Regions from separate parts of the Mus musculus genome. Here all the other regions are linked to region 7. The links are chromatin loops, found by intact Hi-C in ENCODE. Cell type or tissue: left cerebral cortex. All regions are shown on one strand. Region 1 overlaps Gabrb2 (gamma-aminobutyric acid (GABA) A receptor, subunit beta 2). Region 2 has its middle 440 kb from the start of Ccng1. Region 3 has its middle 380 kb from the start of A230004M16Rik. Region 4 overlaps Gabrb2 (gamma-aminobutyric acid (GABA) A receptor, subunit beta 2). Region 5 has its middle 25 kb from the start of Mir146. Region 6 has its middle 29 kb from the start of Ccng1. Region 7 overlaps Gabrb2 (gamma-aminobutyric acid (GABA) A receptor, subunit beta 2).

Region 1 (4,000 bases), 110 kb before region 7:
TAATCATAATAAAATAAAGTGGCACCAAAAAGCAAACTTTTTTTCCAAGAAATCCTCCCACTGAGCATCTGAAACTGCCTAAAAATTTGGTCTTTGAGAAATATTGTACCACAAGTTAAGCACATGTAACAAGCAATGCCATCTCAAAGATATTTACATAAAATTAATCAGTGAAATCCTATAGGCCAGCTAAATGAACTAGTTTTATATAATGTGAAGAAGTAATTTGGAAATAACGATGAGTTAGAATATAAGCATGCAATTAGTTTCTATATAAGTGTGTGTAAATTTAATTACCCCTAGAAGCTGTCTTTTTAAAATGAGTAAAAATATGCACAAAGTTTCATAAATGCTCTGTCTGCTCAGAGCAGTGATTTAGACTCTTGCTGCTTGCCACAGTTAAAATTTTTCTCGGAGGCAGAAAATATCACACAGTCCAGCTTCTTGCTGTACTGAACACTGAGTTAAAATGGTCAACTTCTAACTATGGACTGGGATAAGATACAAAAGTGCTCCAAAGCATGGGTGGAAAAAGCAGACTCAAGCTTCTCCTTACCCTTAAATGCAGATGTCTAGGATGCAGAAAGATTACAGAATCAACATTTTAGCCCCTCCCCCCAGCATGGCAGATGACTAACTCACGATCATGAAATCCATTGTGCTAAAAAAGCAAACACATTACAAAACAGGCCAGCATCATATATAGAATCAACATTCACACCTAAAGGCATGCTTGCTCACTCTCTTTCTTTCATAGTCTCACTCTCTCTTTCACACACACACACACACACACACGTCTTGCTTCCTGTATGGCCTTTGGCCTTCTGCCAGAAGCTAAGTTTCCAATTCTGACAATCCTGCTTCAAAGCAAAAACAAGCAAACAAACTCCACAGTCCGACCTTCTTACACATGATCTTAGCCAAAAGGCTGAGAAGCAATAGTCTGACGTTCCTAATGCAGTCAGTCTTCATGGCCACATTCCACATTCACTTATCAACTATAAGGGATAGTATTCATGAGTGTCAAGGACAACTGGGCCATTTTATCACATGCTGTCACCTTCACATTCTTTCTAAGGCTTGTGTTAACCTTTGCACCAATTTCGTACCAAATCAAATGCCTGAACAGTCTGTGATTTCCTTCCAGGGTATTAGTACTGTTTTTGTTGACAAATCACACTTTTCCCTAAACATGTTCTCAAGGATTTCGAGATAGATGTAAGAAAGTGACAGCATTAAGGTGGAGAGAATGTGTCAATGTTTGCCTGGACCAAATTTCAAATACTACTCTAGCAACTTTGTCAAGATCATTGATTGGTTGATTGAAGTATGATCCTGCTTAGCATGCCTAAGGTGAGCCTCAAACATGAAGTCCAGCCAGGCTGGATCTGCCGACACTTACAGCTTTCAATCTCCAATGTACAGTTTTGTTCATCCAGTGGATACCGCCTTAGGTCCATCATGCAGGCAGCCGTAGTTGTGATTCTAGAAGAGAATTGGCAATATGAGTTGTTAGTGCTTAATGCCAAGTGCAGAAGAGAAAAAAAAAACAACAAACAAAAAATAACCCTCTTAGAGACTTAATCCTAGCCTTAGCATCCATACAAGGGAATGATCTTCTTTTGGAAAGTATTTTCCTTCACACTTCTTCTTCTGGCTCCTAAAGAGATTTGATTATGTAAGTATTCAATGGGTCACTAACAACTTCAACCAAAATTACCTAAATGTGTTTCAAATGCAATTCATTGAAGTCTCCAGAGTGCCTTTGGGGCATTCTAGTTGTATCTCAGGTGACTGGAGATGGTGACAAAATATTCTAATGACTCTCACATTTGCTTTACTCCATCATTTTGCAAAATGTTAAAGTCTAATCTTCTACCAAGATTACTTTGGATCCATAATTTTTTATGCTTAAAACCATACTGTACTTTGTAAGCATCTTCACTAATATACAGCCCACATGAGCCTTCTATCTATGCCTAATCATTTTGTCCTAAATAATCTGATGTACTCTTGGCTACTTAGAAAGAGAAGAAAGAATGGAAGTTCATATTTTTGGATTTGACAACCTACTTTTGCTCAACTGTAGGAGCTCAGAGCTCAGCTAGAAACTGAAAAATGAGACAGAGCTCTACTCTGGAGGAAATAGCCTAGACTGTACTTTCCAAACTGCACCTATATCATATGGAACTAAACCAAGAAGCCACGGAGCCTCATTCCAGGAATATACTTGGGTGAATCTGAAAAACTGGAGGTGTAGACTGGGAATATGTTATTGCTTATTCATAATGATGTTTCTTAATTTAGTTTTCTTTTCTGTAGTACAAAAATGCTTCCCAGAGCAGGTTTCTTATTGATTTCTTCCTTGTTTCGTGAGTCCTGCAGGTCGCTCTGCCTCAATTCTCTACTATCCCACTTTCTCCTATAAGTCTGTCCCCATTGGTTCCCCTACAAGACAGTGCAGAAGCTGGACCTCAGTCCTTTCCATCTGTGTCCCTGATTCCATCCTCCACACAAAACACAGAGTACATCTCATCTGTGAAAAATATAGTGGCTATTCTAAGAGAATCCAAACTGACTTTGGCTGACTCTTTCTCACATGTTTTGTTTCTCTTCTCCTTTCCCACTAGCCTCTCCTATTGTTTTCTCACAATGCCTTTCCACCCCCACCTTTGTTCTCTATGTCTATAACACACCTCCCCCCTTGTTCCCCTCCCTTCCATCACTCAAATCCTTCCCTCTCAGAGAAGCTCCTACAGAACAGCCTATCCAGAGTGACTGTCTTAACTTAGGCTCCATCTTGGCTTTCTGTTCACTGCCTTCAAGCAATTACCACAATCTGGAATTAGCTTGTTAATTGTTTTCTCAGAAGAGTCTTTTTCTTTCAATAAAATTTAAGCTGCTTATGAGCATAGACTGTTCAATTCAGGGCAAAGGCATTCAATAAATATCGGTTGAACGAGAAAAAACATTAATTTATAATGAGGCAAGCAGTTAGATTTGCTCATTATAAGACTTTGTATTTGGAAGAGTATTTTATTGCTTTAAGTCTGTTTTGACTGAAAATGGCACTGTGTCTTAGGTTAGAGATGTCCCTTTTGTAGGTTGAACAAGAAATGGAATTTAATCAATTTAAATTACATGAAGAAAATTATTTTAAGGTTATTTTTATCAATTTGACTGTTTCAGCTTTCAATGAGATTTATGTTGCATTTAAATTCTACAAATTACATTAAAATGAATATTCACATTTAATATTCTTGTAACATGGTACTTGGATGGGTTTCTTCTTGGCCTACTGTTTCCTCTTAAAATTTTGTATGGCATTATAGATTGATACACTCTGAATTTCCTCTAACCTACAGTTTACAAGAGGAAATGAAATTTAGGAAATGGTAGATGAGCCATAAGCCAGTGCTGTTCTGGAAAGTCGTTACGTGGATTCCTCTCCCTAGAAACTAGGGCAAATAACTTACTGAGTCTGGTAAACCAACACAAAAGACAAGACTGTTTCAGGGACGTAATTACAATTTCAAAAAATAAGAGAAACTGGTACAGAAAGCCAGCTGTGTAATTGAGGTGAAGTTTGTAATTAATACTACAGCTTGTAGTTCACACCTCTGCTAATACATATTCATACCAATTAATAACCGTGAACTATTCTGTATACACTAAGATAAACAAGTCCCCTGATGCTATTACAGAAGGAATGTGTTTTCTTCATGTTTTCAGAATAAAGTGAAAGGAAGGATGACTGACACTGTAACTCTGTCAATAGAATGCTCACCTAGCATATATACAGCCCTGGGTTCTATTTCCAGAACAGGACTGTAGCTGAAAAACCAGAAGTTTAAGATCAAATGTAGTAAGTTTGAAGCCAGATTGGGGTACACAAGCCATTGTGTAAACAACAACAACAGTAACAGCAATGACGACAACAACAAAAGTATTTTTTTCTTCTAATATTCATACTATTTATTATTTATTTTACTCCTTTTTT
Region 2 (4,000 bases), 1.2 Mb after region 7:
AACCATTAGAATAGGTATGGAATCTAAGGATCTTTTTTAAAAAGATAAAATAAAAATGCTATTCTTGTACAATTCACTCTGCCAAACCATGGGCAGTGTGCGGAGATATAGAGGTTTCTTTTTAATGTCTACTAGCTGAGCAAGCCAACAGTCAAGACCATTTGCTTATGCACATGTCAGATTTGAAAGGTCACAAATCCAAGCACAGAGGTGTTTTAGAAGAGCCTGTGATATTCCGGGCCTGGCAGCTTTCCCCATAATTACATTCCATCCTTAATGACTGCACTCACTTACCTGCTGTTTTGTATCTTACTGACCAGAAGTCTGTCTAGTTCCTACCTTATCCTGGCCAATATTGATTCAGAAACTTCTATATGAGATTCTATTATCCACTTGTCACTTCTCATCATTTGCTTTTGAAAGGTAACACTTCTGAAAAACAAAACCCCACATGGCCTGAATAATGACTGTGATACAACTAGTTACCCGTTGAAAATTCCATTGCCCCATGATGAGAACTCAGATTCCAAGAACTTAAACAACGGCCTGGAAGCCATCACAATTCTATTTCTGGTGGTTTCTTTCTCTACTGGACACTGGACAGTATCCTCAGAGTTGATGTTGTTGCTATTTTCATTACTCAAGAAATGAAGCATATAGTGTTTCCATCATGAGGCAGCCAATTCTTGTACCATGATCAACTGGAAATGGCTTTCTACCTAAAGAGATAAACACTTTTAGGCAAAATGTTTCTGATCAGTGCTCACGACTTTTTCTGATATGAAATATGTTTTACTTTAAAACATTATTTTTCATAAATAGATATTCTTTCTCAACAGTGTGGAAGGAGAGAACTGACCTTGATAGATTTCCCTGTGACCTCCACATGTATACCATGGTACACTTTTGTACACACACATACACACACGCACGCACGCACACACACACACACACACACACACACCAAATGTAACACAATATTTATTTTTAAAAAGAAAGAAATTTACTTCCAGTTTCATCTTATTTTTATAATAAGAGGGTTTTTTATTTAAAATTCTTATGTTACCAGGAAGACCAGAGATAGAATTAAGAAAACCCAAATAATAAAATCATTTCATTTTCTTCTCCTCAGAGCTACAGTTAACATAGGCTTTCCTTCAACTACAGATGTATAAATTAATGAAGTTATCAGAATCTATTACAAAAAATCAAGACTTTTCATGTTGTTTTAAAGTTTTGTAAATAGTTCAAAGAATATTGATGCTCACTAATACCTCAAAATCGTAGTAGTAGTTGGATGACCACCGTTCTTACAAAATAAACTGGGAAGGTACCTGTACCAAGTTTGTTTTACTTATATTTTGAACATTGTATTTAAGCACAAGTTTTTCATGGTCTTAGGCTTTTTCTGCCTTTAACTCAGGAAAAGAGTGTGCATGCATTTCACCACATACCAAAAATGTCCCACTGTACCAATATTCCTAAAATCTCTGTTCCCCAAAATACATTCACTGGCAAAATAAAAAATTAAATCCTGGCTGCAGAAGTTCTTTAAAACCGGGCAAAAATAAAATCCCATTTAGGAATACGAAAGTCGATGAGTCATGGGCTGAAATGTTTGTGTGGGCTGCCCTAAGAAAAGCTGAAACAGGCACATCTGTAGTACCTCTCTTCCCCTCTCAGCTGGGTGGCTCATTCTCCCTGGTGCTGAAATCCAAGAAGACCCCTCTACAAGTGAGGAGTTGCTTTTCTATCCTACTGAAATGAGGGTTCAGCTACAGTTTACAGTTAACTATAAAATGGTATGTTAATATTTGAAGCTATCTCTGCAAACTACTTCTGTGTGAAGAGTATCAATAGAGACCAGTGCCTCACCTTATTAGAGCAAATTCTGAAATGTAGGTTAGAGAAAGCACCACCCATACTGAGGGTCTACAAAGTCAAGTTCCTCTATTTACCGTTGTCTGGACAAATCCCAGAGAGTTCACATTCAGAAATAAATAAGCATAACTGGTCTACATTTTAGAACACGGTTGCCAAAGATTAGGTTAACAGCCCTACAATCCCTCAGAATAGGGAATTGCCTGTGATAGCTTATCTCTCATGTCTGTGAAAAGTGGGATGTCTGAGACATGGCACAGTCAACTTCAGAGCATTGTTCAAGCTGCTCCTCATTGCTGCTTCTCTGGGTCCTCACATGGCAGAACAGCACAAGTGAAGCATCTGTCCCTTCGAGCCCTTTTATAATAATCTCTAGGAAGAGCAGCCTTCCTGGCCTGATCATGACCTGAGGGCACTACTCCTGAACGCCATCACCCCCAGGATTAAACCTCACCTTAGAAATCTGGGAGAAGTCATACTGCTACAGAGATAAATTCTGATCCTTTGCTGAATTGGAATCTAAAATACATCACCTTACAGTATTCCTACCAGACATTCACTGACAGACAGCCCGTTCATTATATTTAAACCAGTATTCCAAAGACCAAACATCTTTTGAAGTTCAGTATTTTACAGTCTTATGTAGCTGGTCCCATTCCATGTTCTTAATAGAGTTGGATATTGAATTCACAGATATGGATTTCTGGTGAGCATATGATACGAAACGTCACTTAAGCAGCAAGCAGGTCAGCCAAGTTTATTTTTGGTATGCTTTCCTCTCTAATCGAGAACACCCGGCTGATAGGGCCAGAGGAAAATTGTAAGCCAAATTGCAGGTTTAAATCAAATAGGGTTAAAATAAAAACCGTATTCACATCTCTCTGTCGATTTCAAGAGTGTGTTCTCCTGAAAGATGACGAAGGAACAGAGGAGCTTTGGTATTTGACTTCCTTCCTCGGGATGCAAAGCAAAAACAGAAAGCCTAGCTCCGTTTCTCAAGTTGTTAGTGCATTTCACAGGGGACAGAAGAAGTGGCTGAACAGTTAGGATTTGTACAAGTTTTATTACTCAGAATGAAGTAAGTTTACCATTGAAATTCTGAGCAGGAAATGGCAGCCTCCGAAGCAAAGGTAAAATGCAATCTCGCCATCACAGAAGAGCAAAAGTCTCTCTCTTCCCAACCAAATCACCGTAAAAGGCTATCAGAGCCTAGGACTTAGACACGAGAGAACAGGGCTTATTGCCTTTTGTCAAGGTATATATGTTCAAATTCTTGAGAACTGAGAAACTTCAAGGAGAGAAAGCATACTGTCTGAAGACAGAGGGATCATATAGGTGCACATGTACTCACTGCCAGTAGGTACAGTATCTGTGTTGTACAGAGAATACCAGGCTATCATTTACTTCATCCAGGGCACATCTACTTACACCTCACCTCACTGTGACATTTCACATGCATGCAGGACTGCCATGCCATAAGGAAGACATAACAGTTGAAACACAAACATTTTAACACATAAACACTAGTGTGAACCACAACATTTGAGAAATAAAAATTAATATAATGCTTCTAGAGGGAAAAATAATTACTTAACTTGGCTCTTTGACCCTCCCAAATACATAAATTTTAATTCTTAGAAAATGCATTAAATTAATCATAAATAAATTAAATATGTATTTAATAAATATATTAAAATGAGTTTTACTTCTTACACTGCCAAAATACAATTTATCTACCAAGTTATATTTATCTAGAGGCTCTGGGACTATTTAAATTAGATTACACTTAAAACTACTTTCAAGGTCAGAGAACAGTTTCTCCAGTTTTGGCAAGCTCGCCGTCCTTTGTTCAATTAACTCACTTGATGATCTGAAAGTGTGGAAGTAGGGAAGGAGGGTTACACAATATGCATCTACATGGCAAGCAATGAACTTGCAGCTCTCCGAAAAAGTAAAAGTCATGGTTCTGATGGTGTGCAGCTCCAAATGTCTGGGCCCTTGGAAACCTCATTCTTCCAAAGGACAAATATTCAGGGACTCTGTAGGTTTAGATATTTCCCTATAGGCTTAGATATTTCCCTAAACCTACTTCCTTTAGGATTCTTAAAATCTTCTATCT
Region 3 (4,000 bases), 1.1 Mb after region 7:
GTTTATTACTTTAACAGTGATTTGCTCAAGCATAAGATCACAGTACAGATTTAACAATAAATATCATAAACCTTATTTTCATTTATTAACCTTATTTTCATATTGCAAATGTAGTTGGATATAACCATGGAGACCAAATTATACTATGTTATTCTTAAAACACTAACCACCCAAAGGGCATATCTTAAATCCCTTTTAAATATGAGATTATAGATAAATTTAGAAATTTCTTTATTATTGGCACTAATCTTCTCAGTAAAGAGATTATAAATGACAAGTTTTTTTTCCCTGTCCATTTGGCTACAGGTTTCCTATTTAAGATATAGAAGATCACTTCTGCTGCAAATGACTGAATTTTGTATACTTAACCTTACGATTCAGGCCTTAGAGATGTGCATATGATCTTCATAATCTCTGCCCCTAAATCCCACAGAAAAGGATTAATTAGTTGACATAAAGAAAGTATCTTCCACAAGATCCAAACTGTTGCCTAGAGAATCAGCCACTATGCCCTGGAGCATAAAAGAGGCTCCTGCTGCTCTCTAAAATAATTCACAACAGGGACTGCTGGGGAAATTTGATGTTCTTGTTTCCAAGGAAACATATATGGCTTAGTAGACAAGAGGTCATAATTCACCTCTGTATTTTAATTTGTATGTAAACCCTGTATCTTTCTTTTTATTTCTAAATTTTAACAGTTTTACAGTTTGTTCAGCTGTTGAAGCTTGGGAAGTGTAACATGATTATCAAGAAGATGGGTAGCATTCAATTTTAAAAACTGAATATGTCTCTCTGTGTGTATGTTTATTTGGACAAATGTGAGTGCAGGATAGTCAGAAGCTCAAAAAAGACATCTGATGCTTTGGAACTATTGTTACAGGAGACAGTGTACCTTCCAGAACAGGTGCTGGGAACCAAGGTTAGGTTTTCTACAATAGCAGCAAGGGTTTTCAGCCTCTGAACTATCTCTGTAGCCAACACACATTCAATTTTGATAGCTTATTCAGGGAGACATGACAGAAAAACACGTGAACTTGTTCTGAACTAATAGATAACCCCATGGATTCTACAATCAGAATTATAGAAAATCATATCAAACTACATCCATGCTTCTTATTTGTGATAAGCTATTTCTAGAAAATCAGAAGAATGCCTTTAGGAGCTCAAAGGCTTAACAAATGGCATGGTTTGGGTTTAACATGCATAATCTTATTTCAAAGTTCAAAAGTGTAGTCTCAACAGTTTCTATAATTTTGCAAAGTAGACTAGCAGTGTGTACTACAAGCTATAGGCACTCATTGAAGGAAATTTTCAGAGTTTGTTGTCATATGTAGTTCATGCCTGTATTTCCAGCATTCAGAAATCTGAGGTAGGAAGTGAGGCATAAATGAAGTACATACATAGTTCCCTGCCAGGCCAATATACAAAGAAAGACTTTACTTTGGTAATTAAATAAATAAATTCTGAAAATATACCTTCAAAGTGATTGGGTATTCTTGTAGAAATCCTTATAGAAAATATTTTTTCTCATTTCTTGGTAAAAATAAAAAATAAATGGCTATTTAAACTAACAGCCTCATTAAAGGTTCTACTTATATCTCTTTCTAAATCCTCACATACCCTTGCCTTGCTGAGGTTCAAACCCAAGGCCCTGTTCACACTAGGCAAATGCTTTATACTAAGAAATGCCAGTTGCCTGGGTCTTGATAAGCCGAGGTCATTTTAAGGAAATGATAACATCTACAACTGTACATGGAAAAGGGTGCATAACATATTAAAAGAAATCCTCTTAGTGCTTTCAGAGATCTTGATTTCCTTGTCAACTTGCTAGCATTATTAATAGATTTTTTTCCGTGTCTGTCAGTACCTAAAATGCATTAGGGGATGTTCCACTCTGACACTCAGTCAGCATTGTCGAGTGTCTTAAATATGTAGGGAAATATCCCTCAGTAAGGCAAGCTATCTGAATGACCTCTTTTTTTGGACTCTAGTCCTCTTCCTATTAATGAAGAGACAAAGATACTAACTGGGAAAGATGAAGAAGAGAAAAGCAGGCTGAAATGAATCTCAGTTTCATAACATGTCTCAAGAAGAGTCTACTAAAGGAAGATAGGAAAGCCATATTAAAATAGAGAGAGAATGACATCTACTGGCTAAGATAAGTCAGAATTGGCAGCTAGCAATGTATATTCCTTATAAAGTTAAAAATGCTTCTCTTTTCCTTCTATATATATCATGTAAATTAACGATATTGCAAGTTATCAACCCACAGTGGGAGAGAACCCGTCCTATTGCCTGTGAAGAACTAATGATGAAGCAGTTTATCATTAATTGGCTAACGTTGTATTTAAGAGTGTTTTTATGAATGTCCTTCAATGACTTTGATGTTATTTTTACACATATTTAATTATCTGCTAACTGTCTTATAAAATAATCATCATTGTTTTTTATGTGTGAATTTTTGTTTGAGCTTATTCATTTTAGTAACCATAAGAGCTTCTTTCACTAAAATTGTACTCCTAAGAATAATCATTGGAAAATTCTTTGTGACCTTGAATTTGGCAATTAGAATTTAGATGCTTTATTTACAGCACAGTCCCAGAAATTAGATGACTGATTGGAGTTTACTAATGTTAAGAGCTATTCTGCAAGGCATACTATTGTTTTGAGAGAACTAAAATTCAAAACATAGGATGAAATAAAACTCCCCGAATCATATGGTTGTTGAAGGATATGCTACTTTAATATAACCAAGAACTCAGGAAAACTCAGAGATAGAAAACCACAAAGAAATATTTTTAAATACCCCCACATAGTCTGATAAACATTACACCAAACACCCTAGGTCTGCTCTTTCTTGCTTCTCTCTCCATCATTCTTTTTTTTCTTTTCTTCCCTTCTCTCCATCTGTGTCTTCTCTATATCTCATCTCTTTTCTCTGTGTCAGTCATTCGCTCAGTCCCCTTCCTTTCCTCTCTTTCTTCTCTCGTGATCTTTCCACTTTTCTACTCTCTCCCTCTTCACCTGGATGAAAATAAAATGCTGCAAGAAGCATGGCTCCAAGTGTCACAAGGTTTGCTGCCATGAAGAACTATGCATCTAGTGCCTCCAAAGGATCAGAACAAACATGGAATAAAACCTGCTAAACTGTGAGTCAAAAATGAATCTCTCCTCCTTAGGCATTTTATCCCAACAAGAGGAAGCTGACTAACAAAGCAAACAGGGAATCTTCCTTAAATAAGATAGTCACTTGAAAATACTGTGGGTCTAAAACTGAGTGAAAAAAATTTAATGTTTCTTTGAATTCTATAATATATACATAAAAATTTGAGGGGATAATTTGATAAAAAGAAAAGCAATCAGATCCAGTGGAACTTTTTAATGAAGAGAGAGGGGATACTGAGACTGGAACCCAGTGAAGTAGGGCCAGGATGGATTTACATTCATAGTGAAGAGAGGAAAACAAACAAACAAACAAACAAACCTCATGGGCATGTTTCCCATGGTGAGTATTCAGCCTAGCCCTTTAAAACAGGAAATGTTTGGGTTATATTTTCAAAGTGCAAACCCAGCTAGTTACTGTAAAGCGTGGGAAATAAACTTGGGCTACCATGGAAGTCAAGGCTGTCGTAGTCAGTCATGTAGCCCCAACACATGTTTAACAAGGACGAGGTCCTTCAGATCACCTCTCAGCTCCATTATCTCTCCAAAAATGAGAGTCTGCCTGTAACTTGTTTGAAGACCTATAAGTTCCCCATTAATCAACCTTCTGTAAAGACCATAAACAAACATAGACTGAAGATTTCCTACAGGTGCTGGTGCTAGCCAACATGCATGGGGACAGATACCTGACTGATATATCCCAGCCTAATAGAGGGCATAGATGCTCTCTTGTTTTTCTTAAGACTGCTTCTACCCTATAGGTGGAACAACATTATGAACTAACCAGTACCCCGGAGCTCTTGACTCTAGCTGCATATATATCAAAAGATGGCCTAGT
Region 4 (4,000 bases), 99 kb before region 7:
CAAGTAAATACAAGCATCTCCCTAAGGAGTCTCTGTTAATACTCTCTCCTCTGATTGAAGGTCCTCCTTAGCTCCTCCCCACTTTTTTTTTGTATGTCTTTCTAGCCTCTCCAAAGGCCTTGTTCTTACATTAAAAATCTCCAAGACTCTTGCATAATTGTTTTTAAAAGCTCCTTTGAAGTCCTCTTATAGAGTCACATGCACTACTACGCTCAACTTTGTAATCACCCAAAAAAGTAAGATTGCTGGCAATCATGTTCCCATTTGATAAATCATGCATTTCAGATTAGAGCTATTTGTGCTCTTCTGCAGATGTTTGGCCTTCCGTGACTCTTTCATTTTCTGCAAAGATGCTGTGACCATTAAAGGGCTACCCAGGTCTCTGCCACAAATGCAGACACTATTATTTAAGAAATTTCCCTAAATAAATAGCCTGTTTCTGGAATCCGACGAGAAGTCTCATGCAAGTTCTCATTTTGTAAGGACATAAACCCCATTTCATCACAAACATTAATATAAATGTCCCAACCTAGGTTCTTACTTGCCTTTCCCCATCTTCCCTATACTACATTTTTTGTAGTTTTACATACAAATCCTATGTTTATCTTAGAGTCTTATATTTTCTTCATAAAATTTACATCAAGAGAAGTGAGAGGCACAAGGACAAGTAAAGATCTCATAATTTGATTATCATTTAACTGAAATTTGATTTTATATCACAGTAAGAGATCTAATAGAACCATGATTTATTTTTAAAAGGGGGCTTACAATAAGAATCGGAACTCTGAATTATTTTAAAATTGAACTTTATTCACAATTTAGAATGATGATTCAATATACTGGGTGCTTTTGATGTTATATCCATTAAAATAATCAACTATTTTTTTCTGCATAACACATTAGAAACCTACCATTTCAGAACAATTCATCAGTTTCTTCCTTCCTTCCTTCCTCCCTCCCTCCCTCCCTCCCTCCCTCCCTCCCTCCCTTCCTTCCTTCCTTTCTTCCTTCCTTCCTTCCTTTATAGACATATAGATTGCAATCCTAGGTAGTAAAGAAATTGTTAAGTAAAGACCAGATTGTCCACAAAGTCACAGCGGATTGTCTCTACCTCTGGAGTCCCAAAAGCTTTGGGCCATCACAGCCAGTTTATTTATATTTTTAAATAGCTAACAGATGTTTGAGGACTTGCCTAGAACAGACCAACCTCCAACTACAGCTGTGTCTCCTCCCTTCTTTCTGGTCCCTTCTAAGTATAGCTTAAAATGCAAACTACACAGGTGGGAGCCTTCTTTTGCTTCTCTGATTGTACCCTCTAACCCTAATCCCTGAATTTTGTCTTCCTGAAAACCAGTCTATTTGGACTTCCCAATCTATTCTAAGCTTGGCTGTCTGGCACAGGGAATGGAGAGCAGGACATGAAACTGAGATCCAAGGGAAGTTAAAACCCAGGGATGCTAAGCCCATTTTCTGCTGGACCCATGGGCTATCCAGTCCTCCCTACTTTTTTGAAAAGTGAATTCTAGGGCACTGATGGCAACCTGCTGATCCTGTGTAGTTAGGAGGTAATGTTTTTTCATCTCTTTGTAAATAGTCCTTTTATTGCATCCTCAAATTATCCCACTTTTGGTGTACCATCTGTTTCCTGTTGGGTTCTTGACTGATAGAATACATTATAGAAATGTATTTAAAATCAGAGGCGCTAACAGTTATGCTGTCAAAAATTAGAACAGTTCCTTTCTGGAGTTCTCTGCGTTAAGAATCTGGAGACAAGGTAATGGCTATCCCTTTCCCTCTGTCTTAAGTGAGGAATTTCTTACCTGTCATTCTGGTATCTGTTCATCATAGCCCTTCTAAGATGGCCTCTCCACTGCGCGGCTAACATTGTGCTCCTTGCACGCCACTGCTCACCTCCTGTGTTTTTTCTTTTATATTTATTAACAATTTTGTTTGTTTACATATCAAATGTTATCCCCCTTCCTGGTCTTCTCTTCACCAACCTCTTTCCTCATCCCCTCCCTTTTACCTCTAAGACGGTGCTCACTTACCCATTCCTGCCTCATTTATCTATCACTATTAGAATTCTGGGTGCTTATTTGTAGTATTTCTCTCTCTCCCCCCATAGACTCAGGCATTGTCTAGTCTAACTAAGGTTGGGTTCTCTTGAAGCTGTCCCTGAGACGTATTTATTTGGGATCATCAGCTGTGAAGAGAAGCTAGATGAAGGTTTTTTTAAAAGGAAGACTTTACATTGTATTCTATGCAAGATGGCAGCAATCCCAGAATGGCTGCTGTCACAAGAAACATTCAAGACTGTGGTGGGACTGAAGTGGCCCTTAACCAGCCCCTCATAGCCTACTATGCACCTATAGACTATGCCAGGCAAGCATAACAAAACAGAAAAACACCTTTGGTTCATTTTTTCTCATCCCATCACTCTCTCCCATTCTTTAGAATCTTGGTGAATTTATAAGACCAAAAAAATCTAAGTGACCAACTGTTTATCATCATGCATAGTTCACATGCACTACATCTGCATCTGCAATGAGGTATCATGTACAGCATACTGGCAATTCATTACTGATTCCAATAAAATCCATATATGCTACCATCTCAGGGATTTCTGCCACCTGACCTCAACAGCAAAATAGTTTTAGGTACGTGGTACTTTTTACTATTTCTAGATTTTATATAAAATAGTTACAAAGCTGTTGGCAGAATGATTAATATCAGTAGTAACCACACATGTATATCAAAGTCACGATTATTACTGTTTACATAATCACCACAAAACTTAAAAGTGTAATATCTAGACACTGTGTAGAAATAGATGCAGTCCTGTATGCCGTGGACATGCTGGTATAACGTTTCTCAAGGATTTTTTGACTACAGCAAACAAGACGTATCTACTGTACTTACCTTGACTCCTGAAATTTCATCTTAGTGAATTAGTGTGAAATCACACCGATATGTAGAGATGTTGAACAAACTTTGTGACTTGGCAAAGACAGAAAGGCTTTTGTGTATATTTGTATGTGCACATGTATGTGTATACAAACACATGCGAATGTTGAGCTGAATTTTGATCTAGACACATAATGTGGTAAAACACTCTTAAAAAGAGTAGAAAATACTGGAAATCTTTCTTAATATATGAAGACTGAGCAATTAAAGAAGCAGTTTGGCACTGTAAGTTTGCATGTGGAACACAGACTGAAGGAAAAGTCATCCAGAGATTGCCCCACCTAGGGATCTATCCCATCTGCAGTCACCAACTCCCTACACTATTGCTGATGCCAAGAAGTTCTTGCTGACAGGAGTTTGATATAGCTGTTTCTTGAGAGGTTCTACAAGCACCTGACCAATACAAATACAGATACTCACAGCCAACTATCAGTCTGAGCCTGGGAACTCCAATAGAAGAGCTAGGGAAAGGACAGGAGATGAAGGGGATTATAACCCCATGTAAAGAACAATATCAACTAACTGAACCACCCAGAGGTTCCAGGGACTAAACCACCACACAAAGAGTATACATGGAAGGAGCCATGGCTCGAGATACATATGTAGCAGAGGATGGCCTTATCTAACATCTATTGAGGGAGACCCTTAGTCCTGTAGAGGCTTAATGCCCCAGCATAGCAGCATGCTAGCTCTGAAAGGAAAGAGTCGGTAAGTAGGTTGAGGAACACTCTCATAGAGGCAAAGGGGAGAAAGACCGAGGGGATAGGATGGGGGATTTTGAAGGGGTAACTAGGAAGAGGGATATAATTTGAAATGTAAATGAATAAAATGATTAATAATAATATTAATAAAATTACTATGATAGAATTAGTCAAAAATATCATAAAAGATGTGTAGTACATTGATGAGTTGATAGAATACCTATTTAGCAAACACAGATCTCTGGATTCTGTCCCCAGCATTGCATAAAACTAAGCTTGTTGGTACACATGTGTTAGTCTCACCATGGGGAGGTGGAGGTAGGAAGATTAGAAGT
Region 5 (4,000 bases), 930 kb before region 7:
GGTGATCATGAGTGCATGGGCAAGCTGCTTTTCTAAGTTATGGGATCATTTTCAGACTGACCCTGAACAATGTCCATGCAAGCACTCAGCCCATGTTATTATTGATATTCTTGCCTTGGTATTGCAACACACTTCCAAAGTTCAAGTGAAGAGGGCTGGATAGATTGCATCAACCCTTCTCCACAGCTCCTGAAGCAGAGGCAAGGAATCTTATGATCTAGTATGAATAAATGTCCTTCTTGCGGTCTGTGGGGACAAGGTCACCAAAGCAGCCAGTGGTACCAACCCCTGCCCCAGCTGGCTGCCATCAGTGTTTGAGAATCCAAAACAGATTTTTTTTGAAAGATTTATTTATTATGTGTGAATATACTGTTGCTCTCTTTGGACACAAGAGAAGAGGGCATCAGATTCCATTACAGATGTTTGTGAGCCACCATGTGGTTGCTGGGAATTGAACTCAGGACTTCTGGAAGGCCACTGAGCCATCTCTCCAGCCACCCCACACCCCCCAACAGGTTTTGTATCAGCGATTTTTCTCTGGCTTTATCCATTCCATTTTCCTATCTCCCTGGCCTGGAATTTGGAAGGGCCCTGGGAACTTCTCTCAGCAACTCCTTTCCTCTCTTGTCAGTCATTTCTCTGACCCATGTCTGATTGTCAGGTTTCCATGGGGAGCCCTAGCCTCTCGAAGACTCTCTGTTTTCTGTTCTTAGATGGGCTTGAAGAAACCAGAAAAGGCATGTGAGGCAAAAGCTGCTTGAATTGATAACAATGGGACTGGCAACCTCAAATTCCCTTCCATTGAAAATTCCTGGGGGTGGGGGTCGGGATGGGGCTCTTGCTTTCAGTACTTTTAACTTTTTATCATGCCTCTTTGGATTAGGTTTTTGGTGGGCTTTCCAAAACTTGGGTGGAAGGTGTCCACTAAGAGTGGGAAGGGGTGCAAAAGCAGATGTCTATTTGCCACAAAAAGGAGCAAGTAAGGAAAGGTTAAGATGTGTACGTTTCCCACACACATTTGGCCTCTGCTTCCTTCATCCAATGAGGCAGCTGAGTCTTGACTCCCATTCTTGTGTCACAGAACAAGTTGGAGAAGTTACAGCACCCTGGGATGAGTCCTGCGCCTTTCTTTCTTGTCCCTCTCATCCTCTGCTCACCCTGATATCCCCATTTCCTGCTTGGGGTCTTACAGCCAACAGCCAGAGCTCCTGAGCTCTGTTTAAAAAAAAAAAAAAAGCCGTCACCATGGTAACCTGCATCCTGCTCCATTTCAACCAGAGATACAAAGAAGCAGCAAAAGAGAAAGTTTAATCAGATTAAAAAAAAAAAAAAAGGAATCTTATTGACAGTATCCGTCTTTTTGGGAATAGAAATGTTCCATTTTAGTGGTGTTATCAAATGCCAGTCATTTTATGTCCTGTGGCTTCCAGAGGGTCAAAGTCATTGCTTGCTTTCTAGGGCTGTAGATGTCACGCCTTCTTCTCCAGAACGGGTTGAAGGCTCTTATGTGGCATGCTGGCTTTTTGTTTCTGGTTTGTTTATAGGCAGGGTCTCATGCAATCCAGGCTGACCCCAAACTTGCTATGTAGCTGAGGCTGACCTGCTTTCAGCTCTCGAGTGCTGGGGTTACAGGCTTTCTGGGTGTTGCTGCACTGGCCCCTGTTTATGCTTCTTGGAAGGAATTACGGTGGGATTCACTCTAGGGAGCTTTCCAGGCTTTTCCCACCTCAGTCTCCCCAGCCTACAAATCCTTACATCATAATGGAATGAGAAAAAATAGCTGTGACATCCTTGAAGGTCGCTTACTCCACAGCGCCACTCTTGAATTTGTGTGTCTAGTGATTCTTCCCAGGCATCTATGCCCAGAGAATGCTCCTGGATCTTCCTCAGGAGGGCGTGACCTCAAGAGGGCGTGACCTCTGGAGGGCGTGGCCTCTGGTCTTCATGACTCACTTGGAGCTGGGAATTATCTGGCTCATGCTGGTTAGTTTTGTCAGCTTGACAGTCTCCTAGAAAGGAAGCACTCCAATTGAGCAATTTTCTCTATCGTACTATTTCGTGGACATGACTGTATGGCATATTTATTGATATAGAAAGGGCCGAGTCTGCTGTGGCTGCCGCTATCCCTAAGCAGGTAGTCCTTGGAGATATATGAAGGGTAGATGAGGTAGCAGCGTTCCTCCATGATCTCTGCTTGAGTTCCTATCTTTATGGTGTTGTAGTTTTTGTTCTTGTTTTTTTTTCCCCCATGACTGTGATAAGCATAAGCCAGATGATATCTTTTTCCTTCCTAAGTTCCTTTTGGTCATTGTTTTATCACGGCAACAGAATGAAAATTAGCATGTTCTCTCTCATAGACACAGGGATGAGCCCATGGCCTGTGGGAGTTCTGGGCTTTGGTCTGGCAGGACTAAGAGGCCAAGTGAGGGCAGGTCCGGTGTGAGGATGGAGGCCAATGGGTGCAAGGATAGGGAGGGAGACAAGGCTCTGAGTGTTTCTCTTGGTGTTCATTGGAATGTACTAAGACACTGCCATCATCTGATATTTTTAAGTTATCCTAGGCTCCCCTGCACAACTTCCCAGAATTCCCCTCATTCCACCGTCCTTAAGTCAGATATACACTTGTTATTTTTCAAACTAGAATCTTTGGTACTCAGCTTCAGCTGTCTTCCCAGCTATGTTTTTGTGGATACTGCTGGGTTATCTGTTTGTGGTTTGTTGTTGTTGTTTTATTTTAAATCACAGCGAGGTTTGTTTTTATAGACAAAGATACAGTGGCCCTGCAAGGACTTATCTCCTTTTTGCCTAATGAGTGGGCCACAGAGAGTGGCTGCAGTACAGTTCTTGGCCACTAGGGGGCAGGAGCACCAAAGCAAAGGACTAAAGAAAGCCAGCAAAAGAAGCCGGCAGGTAGCAAGACAACAGGGCTTGTGAGGCTGGCACAGTTCAAGTTCTGAATCTCACATCTCTGTATCTCATCTTGGATGCACTGCGTGCCTACTTACTCTGATGATCTCATGCACCAAAGTGCCCGAAAAGAAATTTCTTAGGACTTTTGATGTAGGATCTTACTGCCTATGAAACAAAGCAAGAGGCATCTCGGATAAGAATTAACCTTTCATAGTTCTTAAAGAAGTTCTTGGGAATTGTAAGACCTCAGCCTCCGCTTCCAAGACAGTGTGTGACCTTTTGTAAGAAGCCTAACCCACTACCTCTCCCTGGGCTTAAATGTCTTCTTCACAAAAGGCGAGATGATGGGGCATCATCATCCTTTCTAAATCCAAGAGGCAAAGGGCAAAGATGGCAGACGTGGTTTCTATAGACTCCTTCCCATGAGGCATTTAAATCCGCTCCTTCATCCCCACACTGGGATCTACGTACTTCTACAGGCGGCCGCACTTTACACACAAGAACAAAAAAAAACCTCAGGTAGAAGCTTGGTAAGAGGTGAGTGAGGTATTTTTTTTGGCTCTTTCTACTCACTCTGTGTCTGTCTGCACCCTTTGATGGTAGTGAGGTCTGCGAGCAGAAGTTAGTGAGCATCTGTGATCGTTGACGCTGTCTTGAAATCCACATCAACTCCTTCCTTATCCTGAACCAGAACTTACTGAGCCAGCCCAGGCTGCCTGCCTGGAATGGAGTAGATATGAAAGTCCACTGGGAGCAAGGCATGGCTGGGTCAGGGGTTCTCAGCCTCCCTAATGCTGTGACCCTTTAGTACAGCTCCTCATGTGGTGACGCCAACCATGCAATTATTTTGTGGCTACTTCATAACTGTAATTTTGCTAATGTTATGAATCATAGTATAAATATTGGGTATGCAGGATATCTGATATCAATCCCTATGAATAGATCATTTGACCCACAGTTTGAGAAGAAGCGCTGGTCTAGAAGGGTTTTTTTTTTTTTTTTTTTTTTTTTTTTTGCCTTGTCATAGATCGTATTTATGGCCAGGCAAGACTATTTCCATACAATGCCATGTGGTAGAGCTTTTGCTCAA
Region 6 (4,000 bases), 1.6 Mb after region 7:
TCATAAAATACATATATACAAGCATGCAGAGAGAGAGAGAGATTGAGAGTGAGAGTGCTCAGAATTATCAGAAGATATGGCTTTTGTGAAGGAAGCCAAATTAAAATGAGGATATGAACATGGGCTCTAATATGAGTAGTGTATAGAAAAAATATTATGTGAAGACAGAGAACAAGAGTGATGGGATGGTCCCCTGTACTGGCTAGTTTTGTGTCAACTTGACACAGGCTGGAGTTATCACACAGAAAGGAGCCTTGGGGAAATGCCTCCATGAGATCCAGCTGTAAGGCATTTTCTCAATTAGTGATCAAGTGGGGAGGGCCCCCTTGTGGGTGGTGCCATCTCTGGGCTGGTAGTCTTGGTTCTATAAGAGAGCAGACTGAGCAAGCCAGAGGAAGCAAGCCAGTAATGAACATCCCTCCATGGCCTCTGCATCAGCTCCTGCTTTCTGACCTGCTTGAGTTCCAGTCCTGACCTCCTTGGTGATGAACAGTAGTATGGAAGTGTAAGCTGAATAAACCCTTTCCTCCCCAATTTGCTTCATGGTCATGATGTTTTGTCCAGGAATAGAAACCCTGACTAAGGCAGTCCCCCCAGAGAAGAAACATCAAAGATGACTCCCAGAAGTCAGTGAGAGGCATGGCACTGATTCTCCCTCCCAGTCCAGAGCTGGGATCATTCTTGCCAACGTCTTGACTCTGCACACCCAGCCTCCAGAATAACGATGCAATAAATACCCATTGTATAATTTGTGGTACTTTATTACAATAACCATAGAAATCTATGTTAGGCAACAAACACGTGAGAAAGAAGAGAAGGACGTGTCACCTATAACAACAATGTGGCTACTTCCTTATTGTATTTTCTCTCACAAAGAGTTATTTGATTCTTTTCAGACCAAATAAAAATCACTAAGTGAGAAAATTGCCTTTGTGACACAGATTCAAAACTCATCTGTTTTATTCTGTTAAAACTAGATTTGCTCCTGGTGTAACTTAGGAATTATCCAGGTAAGAGCCTTAGCTATCAACTTAGGCTGTTCATTGTGATGTACACATGACCTCAAGTAAACTAGCTCAGGACACCTTGGGCTGTGATGATTTAATTTCTCTAATTAACTATGCTCGTTGATCAAAAAAGCTGGGGACAAAGGTCAGGCTTTCCCCCTTCCTCTAGCCTACTCCATTTGGTAACTAGCTTGGTCCTACTTCTAATGTCTGCCATGATCCTCCTTTCAATGCTACCTGGATCCATGTGTTTTGCTCTACTCAGGATGGTGTGAGAGTAAGGATAACATGGGGAAAGCAAAGGAATCTCAGCCTCTGTGAGATTCCAAGTGTCGGGTAACCATCAGGATGCTTCCTCTGCCTAGGAGATTATCCAAAGCTTCTCACCATTGCTGCTGTAAGTGCATTGGCATCCCACCTAGCCAAGAAAATGAGATGATAAATCTGTTCTTCCTAATATCTCAGCAGCCACCAGTGTCTCTTAAAGGCTACTTTACTGGTAGGACAGTAGGAGTCCTAGCTACCTGCTCAGTGCTGAATTTGGGCATGAAACTTATTTGCTTTTTATCACCAGTAGGTAGCAAGAAAGCAGAATTCACTGAAAGTGGCTGTCAAGATTGCAAGACAGCCTGGGGAATCTCAGATTGCTGTCATCGCAAGCTCACGTGAAAGCGCAAGCAAACATAAAAGCAAAGCATGGTTAGGGGTGTAGCATCACTCAGGAAATAAGCACCCAGTTTTGTTTTTGATACTGTGATCTTTTTTATTAGGAAAGATGGCTCTTCATCAATAGCAGAGGCTCACTCAGAAATGCAAAGAACATGACAAATGTGCCAGCATATGCATTTACAATGACAAATGCCAAGCTGTTTTATGTAAGAAGACTTTGCGATGCATATGGCTGAAGCAGAAATAACGCTGCAAAGCCTCAAGGAATGTTCTCCATTTCAGCACATTCTTTCTCATTCCAAGCCTGCCCGATCCAACCAGCAGACGTACTTTGCTTCAGGATTGCTTATGCCTTTCGGTGAGCCCACGAGATTTGGAATTGGACCTCTCCTTTTGATTCTGCAACTCTCTTCGCATAAATTGTTCTATTCATTTCAAACAACCATCCCTGCAAACGAGGGTTATCTCTACCCTCACCCATTACTAACTAGATGGGCCAGTCTTCATCATGGTTTCATTAGACTCGCCCTGTTTTAAGAAAAATCAGTCATTGATCCCAAATGCCATGTTTTAACTGGCAGGGCCTGCCTCAGCTGCCATGTGAAGAGAGAAGATTCTGAGACTGAAGAGAGAAAGTGCACACAAGAATAAGCCATTCTCACTAGGAAATGCAAAAAATCACCAGCTATGCCATTGTATCTCTCCTGTGTACCACGAAATTCCATATTCTTTTAATTATTATCACAAACGCACAGGTCATTTTAGTCCTACTGTCTTGTATTTAGTTACTTTGTCACATGATTAAGTTTGTTTTTATCCACATAGTAACTGCCTGGCATTGCTCAGAGAAATGAGGTTAGCAAACTTAACTTAGAAAAAGACAATTCTAACCTGACTCATTATGAAACATTAACACATGCACTTCCACTCTCTAGCCAGATTGCCTCAAAAGGTAATGAATAAAGACGGAATCAAATGAGCCATTTTCATGAAGCAGCAGATGGAAGAGGTAATTTTTCAAACATAGGTATAGGTCTATAGGGTCAATATTAATAAACTACAGCGACTTCAGATAGTAAGAGTTAGAACATTCCAGAAGATTCTGGGGGGGGGGGGGAATGGTGCTTCAGGAAGGAAAAGGCACCAAAACCAATCTCTTACTTTTGAATTTCTGAGCGTGGATGTTGCATGTAAGGAACATCCTGTGAACAAGCTGGTGTTAGATTCAATCCTGGAATGTATAGCCTTGAAAGTGAAATTCACAACCAAAAAAGAAAAAGAAAACCCACATGAATTAAAGCTCCCATGGTCTATTTTTAAGTATATTTTGGAGTGGGGGTAGGGTTAAAGCCAGCACTTAGAAAAGCATCCTTCTCTTGGCACAATGATTTATGTGTTTCAGGTTGGCAGGAAGACTTCACTTCCAGTGATATTCTCCAATTGTTAAAATAAAATAAAAAAGTCCCTACTGCTTTCTTTGCAATCCATAATTTTGTGTTTTTAATTTAGATAACTGAAATGTCTCAAAGCAGAAATAAACTGCATATTCATGAGCCCTGATTTGCTGTAATCATTATTTCTAACGCTGTGCATCGGTGAAGACTTGAGTACCAAATCCTATTCTTGGTCAATTAAATCAGATGACTAAAAACTGAGAGAGCAGGGGACCTCGTTCTTCCTTTCCTCTTTGAAGAATTCTGTTGGTCTATCAGAGGTCAAATGTCCTTGCTCCCAACCAGGGCTGATAATTAGTTGTTTCAACATTGGCAGGAGGGATAAAAGTCTATTTAATATGCTAACTACGGGACTGTTAATTTTTCTTCAATAAGTTTTTAGTCATAGACAGCCAAGGGACCAAAGGGAAAAGATAGTATGTTAAAATGAGCTGAGTAGGTGGCTGGAGAGATGGCTCAGTGGTTAAGAGCACATGTTCTTCTTGCAGAGAACCTGGGTTTGGTTCACAGTGCCTCGGACAGCTCACAGTCACTTTTAACTCCAGATCCAGTGGATCTTACAACCTCTTTGGGTTTCTGTGGGCACCACATTCATAGACACATACCCATGCAGAAAAATACACATATCCATGTAATTAAAAATAAACTGAAAGTCATAAAGAGATGTCACAGCTTCCTTAGCCATCATCCTAGACTAAAACAAGTATTTAATTTAGGTTCGTTATTCCAAAGAGAAGGTGTGCATAAGAAAAAGGGGTTCCAGATGCCACCATTGATTTGCCCGCAGAAGCCCTCTGTAAAAATAATTAATAGTACACAAACCAGGCTGTGTAATCTAGATCTATTATTTACTAGATTTAGAATGTTGAC
Region 7 (4,000 bases):
CACTTATATTGCTGCAGTTCAAATATGTGACTGGTCTGTGGAATGCCATTCTTGAAAGGCAGATACACAATAATAAAAGTTACAGCTACCAGAGACAATAGGTCACAAGCCATATGAACAAACAAGGGCATTAATCAACCTTGAGATTTCACTTAAATAGTTAAAAAAATCATTCTTTAGATAATAAATATAATCAAAACATCCTAACCCTGGTAGGCCTTTGCACTAGATACAATACAAGCCTCATAGTGAGTTACCAATGGGGGCCTGATTCATCTGTTGCTTCCAAGTGAATAACCATATTTTGAAACAAAATAGTAGTTATATGTGTTACAAAACTGTTTTGGAGGATTCATTTTAGGTCAGTAAGACTGGAAGCCCAAAGTGTGGCTGGACAAATGCACTGGTGTCAGCATTAAGCTAAGAAAGGAGTCTGGCTTGGAATTTTTCACACCTGCTTCAAATCATTAATGCTACACTGTTGTCCCATTTACAAGCTGACATTTATTTTTGCACTTTCGACATCCCATGACTTCTCTGCAACAGTAAATAGCTCAAAGTGATTACACCCTGCCTCAGCTGGATCTATATTTTGACTAGCAGGTCTTGGCATTGTGTCCACCTCTGATCCCACTCCAAAATGGTACATGCAGGGGGAAAAGGTCAGTTGAAGTTTCTGAAGAGAACAAAAGGTTTAACACTCTATGCCATGTAAGGATATAATACCCTCAAGTCATTTCCAACCTATTTTAGTTACCTGGAGTCATTTTGTGAGCATTGCTTTATCTCATAAATATTTTTCTATGAGATACTTTGTGATGTCTTTAAAAAGCAGTTAGTAAAATAAAGCTTTATTGGAAGAAGATGAGCAAAAAATTTAAAATAATAAATGAGATACAAGTCTGACCAAGCATATGTAGAAAATATAAAACCTTAATTGATTTCTATTTAACTTTGACATTAGAAATTCAATTTAGAGCCAAGTACCTGGGATTGTAGAGGTACCCAGGTTAGGACACAACTTCAACATATTCAAGTCATCCAATGTTATCTTTCTTCTGTGTTTGTGTATCATACAATAAAAATATTCCCAGTTATTAGATTATAAACTTTCTGTTATTAAACCACTGCTAAGTTAGTTGATGATCCCCCCAGAGTCTCTGAAAAATGCTCAGAATCTTATGATGCCTTTAGATTGTTATTGCCCAGCATCTGTAACTGATATGCTAGATGCCACTTTGAATTCTGGGAATATGAGAACTTCTGTTAAATTTAGGTGAGAGCCAGGCTAAATCCTAATACTTCAAATTTCTTGAGTTAATTAGTATGCCCTAAATTTTATGTCCCAATGGCTGGCTTAGAAGTGTTTGTATAAAAGCTTACACATTTCATCTCTGTCTTTAATTATTTGTCCAGTCTCAAGACAGGAAGACAGGAGGATGTCATAGAACAATATGAAATGGGCTGTGTGCTATCAGATCTGAAAGGACTGCTGGAATATTAAGGCTCACTTGATCTAGATACACTGCCAAGAAGAAAAGAGGAGAGGAGAGGAGAGAGGGAGGGAAACAGGGAGGAATGGAGGGAGGGAGGGAGGGAAGGAGGGAGAGAAGAAGGGAAGGGAACAGCGAAGGAGGGAGAGGAAAAGAGAGGGAAAGGGAGAGGGAGAGAGAGAATTTACAGGAGAAATGTCCCTGAGTTAACTGGGGGAATCTGGGACACTTGTCCTTGTCATGTTATGTCCACAGTGCTCCAACGTGGGCAGCAGGGGGCGCTCCTGCATGAAGCATACCCCCCCAAAAGTGCTTCCCTGTTGGAGAACACAGGTTCTTCTCACACCCCTCTCTCTCTTCTTATCCTTTGTCCAAAGACTGAGTGTTGCTGACAATAAGTTGTGTGTGCTTGGTACACATAATGATTAGTGTTGCAGGAGCAGTAAGAAAGTACACTTGGTATTAATCTTGCCTTTTTGGATAAAGACTGGCCAGTTTTTTATTTGATTTCAGTGGATTAGCAGAAGGGGTTAAAGGAGATGGAAGGTGGTGGGAGGGGCAGAGATGTCAAATGTCATTAAGTACTAGGAATCAATTTCCTAAAGCAACAAGTGGGCATCAACACCCCAGAACTAATTACTTAGTCACTCTGTGAGAGTTTAGTTTGTATGATAGACTTCCTGGTAGGTTTTTGTTTGGTTGTTTTATTTATTCATTTATTTATTTAGTCACATTTAAATGCTCCTTTTACCATGACTAAGCCCCAAACACAGAACTGTAACTCGACAAACTGAGGCTTTCAGGAAGCTGTGAGAGCCATCACTTCTGCAGGGGGCCTTCCAGCATATTGCTGCCTGTACAAGTGAATGTGTGAGATACTTTACTCACTCTGTATTGGATCCAAATTGGGAAAAGTGCAAAAAACCAGCAGTTGTTTTGTAATTACACATGCCATGAATTCCAGAGCAATATACTATTCTCCTGTCCCCACATTATACACATATTCAAACATACTCCACCCCCCCCAGCAACTGCACAGCCCCCACACAGTCCCCATTATAGAGACGTATCTATGAGCATTAATACTCACCATATTGACCTCAGAAACCATATCAATGCTGGCAATATCAATGTTCATTCCTACGGCCACAGGGGGACCTGCAAACCAAGATGGTCAGCCATGTGACTTCTCAGAACTTAGTCATTCATACGAAGAGTTGTCACTGGGAACTCTAAAGAAACCCCCTCTGTAGAGCTAATCCATATATTCATTACTTTCCCATATCTTTGCAGTATGAATGTGGGGATACTCTTCTAGGAATATGCACACATGTGCTGGTCAGACAATGTTGCCAGCTCTGTCTACACATGTTGATGTCTCAGCATGTGAATTCCTACAACTCACAGAGCCCTAGGGATTCGTGTAGATTGCATTGAAACCCCCTCTTTTTTTCCCCACCCACTTCTGTGTGTAGGTTTTAACTCTTTAATTCCATTAAGAGTCTGAGCAAAATTAAATGGCCACACTAGCATATCTGGGGCTCCAGGGAGAGATGCCCCTTTTTCCTCTGCTATCTTTATTCTCAATTCCCCAGAACCCCTTCTCCCCTATGCCATTCGCATATAGGGCTGGGTGGAATCCCGACATGAGCCACTTTAAACCATGGCCAGAACTCTTCTAAAGTAGATGGGCACAGAGAGTTGAAGCCACCTCTCAGCCAACCGCCTGCACACTGTGTCCTCAAAAATACTCACATTATAAGACATCCCCGGCTGGGCACACTGTTAACTAAACTTAAGAGGTTTGTATCTCAAGAAACCTCAGACTGGGAACAAAGATGTATCACGGTGAAGGAGAACGAGAGCGGTTACAAAGTCTGGTCACACTCTAAGGGGGTCTTCTTGAAAGACCTCTCAAGTGCTGGACAGAAACTGGCTTAAGTTTGGATCTGTTTCTCAGCAAGGTAAAATAGGAAAACATTCTATACATCACATGCGCCCACAACTAAGGAGAGGAAAGAGAGTGCACACAAAGCCCAAAAGACAGCTTGGGCTGGAGCTGGGCTGTTTCTTATTTGCAAGGCAATCCCATTACCTCCAAAATCTGGTCTCAGACGAATGTCATAGCCTTTCAACAGTCTGTCCACCGTCTCTTTAACCAGCGACATATTACTAGGGTCATTGACACTAAAGAAAAAAATGACAATAACCAGGAATGAATAAAGAAGACAGCACGGCATCTTCAACAGCCCTGCTCACAGAGAGGTATGCAGACAGAGCCCTGACAAGTGAGAAAGGAAAGGGACACTTACCTCTGAGCACAGACAGCGGCGATTATTAAGGGAAATGACCAAATCCCAAAGTAGCCCCTTTTCCGGACTCTCCACATCCCTTTAGGTTCTGGTGGGATTGAGGGATTCACTGAAGAGAGGAGATCCAACTTAGTCTGCCCAGTGCAGTAATTCTAATGTGGAGCGCATGCGCACGGCGTACCAAAACATCAAAGG

What was found. A loop is a pair of places that touch in the nucleus more often than their neighbours do. Peaks named below come from ENCODE experiments on the same cell type or tissue, not always from the same donor. Only the 100,000 strongest peaks of a DNase experiment are listed, where the experiment ranks them.
Region 1: a loop joins it to region 7, with 2.5 times the contacts of the local background. A loop is called at or near these places in 3 of 42 quality-filtered maps.
Region 2: it touches region 7 in a loop (7-fold over the local background); 3 of 42 quality-filtered maps call a loop at or near these places.
Region 3: a loop joins it to region 7, with 3 times the contacts of the local background. A loop is called at or near these places in 2 of 42 quality-filtered maps.
Region 4: a loop joins it to region 7, with 2.0 times the contacts of the local background. A loop is called at or near these places in 3 of 42 quality-filtered maps.
Region 5: a loop joins it to region 7, with 5 times the contacts of the local background. A loop is called at or near these places in 4 of 42 quality-filtered maps.
Region 6: it touches region 7 in a loop (4-fold over the local background); 7 of 42 quality-filtered maps call a loop at or near these places.

What each region holds. Positions count from the first base shown.
Region 1 is chr11:42,526,897-42,530,896 of GRCm38, reverse strand. It overlaps Gabrb2 (gamma-aminobutyric acid (GABA) A receptor, subunit beta 2), which reads right to left. Exons shown (of 9, transcript NM_001362647.2): 5 at 1,403-1,485. Among named protein-coding and RNA genes, the nearest start is that of Gm34591, 110 kb to the right of the region's middle. In left cerebral cortex, no CTCF peak of the experiment used is centred here; DNase peaks (open chromatin) are centred at 574, 1,775, 2,210 and 2,459; H3K27ac peaks cover 3,693 bases.
Region 2 is chr11:41,191,802-41,195,801 of GRCm38, reverse strand. No RefSeq gene overlaps it. Among named protein-coding and RNA genes, the nearest start is that of Ccng1, 440 kb to the right of the region's middle. In left cerebral cortex, no CTCF peak of the experiment used is centred here; DNase peaks (open chromatin) are centred at 1,594 and 2,685.
Region 3 is chr11:41,332,021-41,336,020 of GRCm38, reverse strand. No RefSeq gene overlaps it. Among named protein-coding and RNA genes, the nearest start is that of A230004M16Rik, 380 kb to the left of the region's middle. In left cerebral cortex, a CTCF peak has its summit at 2,164 (motif pointing left); a DNase peak (open chromatin) is centred at 2,034; H3K27ac peaks cover 310 bases.
Region 4 is chr11:42,519,766-42,523,765 of GRCm38, reverse strand. All of the region lies in intron 4 of Gabrb2 (gamma-aminobutyric acid (GABA) A receptor, subunit beta 2), which reads right to left. Among named protein-coding and RNA genes, the nearest start is that of Gm34591, 100 kb to the right of the region's middle. In left cerebral cortex, no CTCF peak of the experiment used is centred here; DNase peaks (open chromatin) are centred at 269 and 1,513; H3K27ac peaks cover 913 bases.
Region 5 is chr11:43,347,655-43,351,654 of GRCm38, reverse strand. No RefSeq gene overlaps it. Among named protein-coding and RNA genes, the nearest start is that of Mir146, 25 kb to the left of the region's middle. In left cerebral cortex, CTCF peaks have their summits at 1,836 and 2,843 (motif pointing right); DNase peaks (open chromatin) are centred at 1,207, 1,506, 1,834 and 2,868; H3K27ac peaks cover 1,181 bases.
Region 6 is chr11:40,782,491-40,786,490 of GRCm38, reverse strand. No RefSeq gene overlaps it. Among named protein-coding and RNA genes, the nearest start is that of Ccng1, 29 kb to the right of the region's middle. In left cerebral cortex, no CTCF peak of the experiment used is centred here; DNase peaks (open chromatin) are centred at 1,926, 2,560, 2,967, 3,593 and 1 more place; H3K27ac peaks cover 4,000 bases.
Region 7 is chr11:42,421,232-42,425,231 of GRCm38, reverse strand. It overlaps Gabrb2 (gamma-aminobutyric acid (GABA) A receptor, subunit beta 2), which reads right to left. Exons shown (of 9, transcript NM_001362647.2): 1 at 3,806-4,000; 2 at 3,589-3,680; 3 at 2,584-2,651. The coding sequence starts at 3,882. Among named protein-coding and RNA genes, the nearest start is that of Gm34591, 2.0 kb to the right of the region's middle. In left cerebral cortex, a CTCF peak has its summit at 1,767 (motif pointing right); DNase peaks (open chromatin) are centred at 1,781, 2,918, 3,215 and 3,944; H3K4me3 peaks cover 3,176 bases; H3K27ac peaks cover 1,401 bases.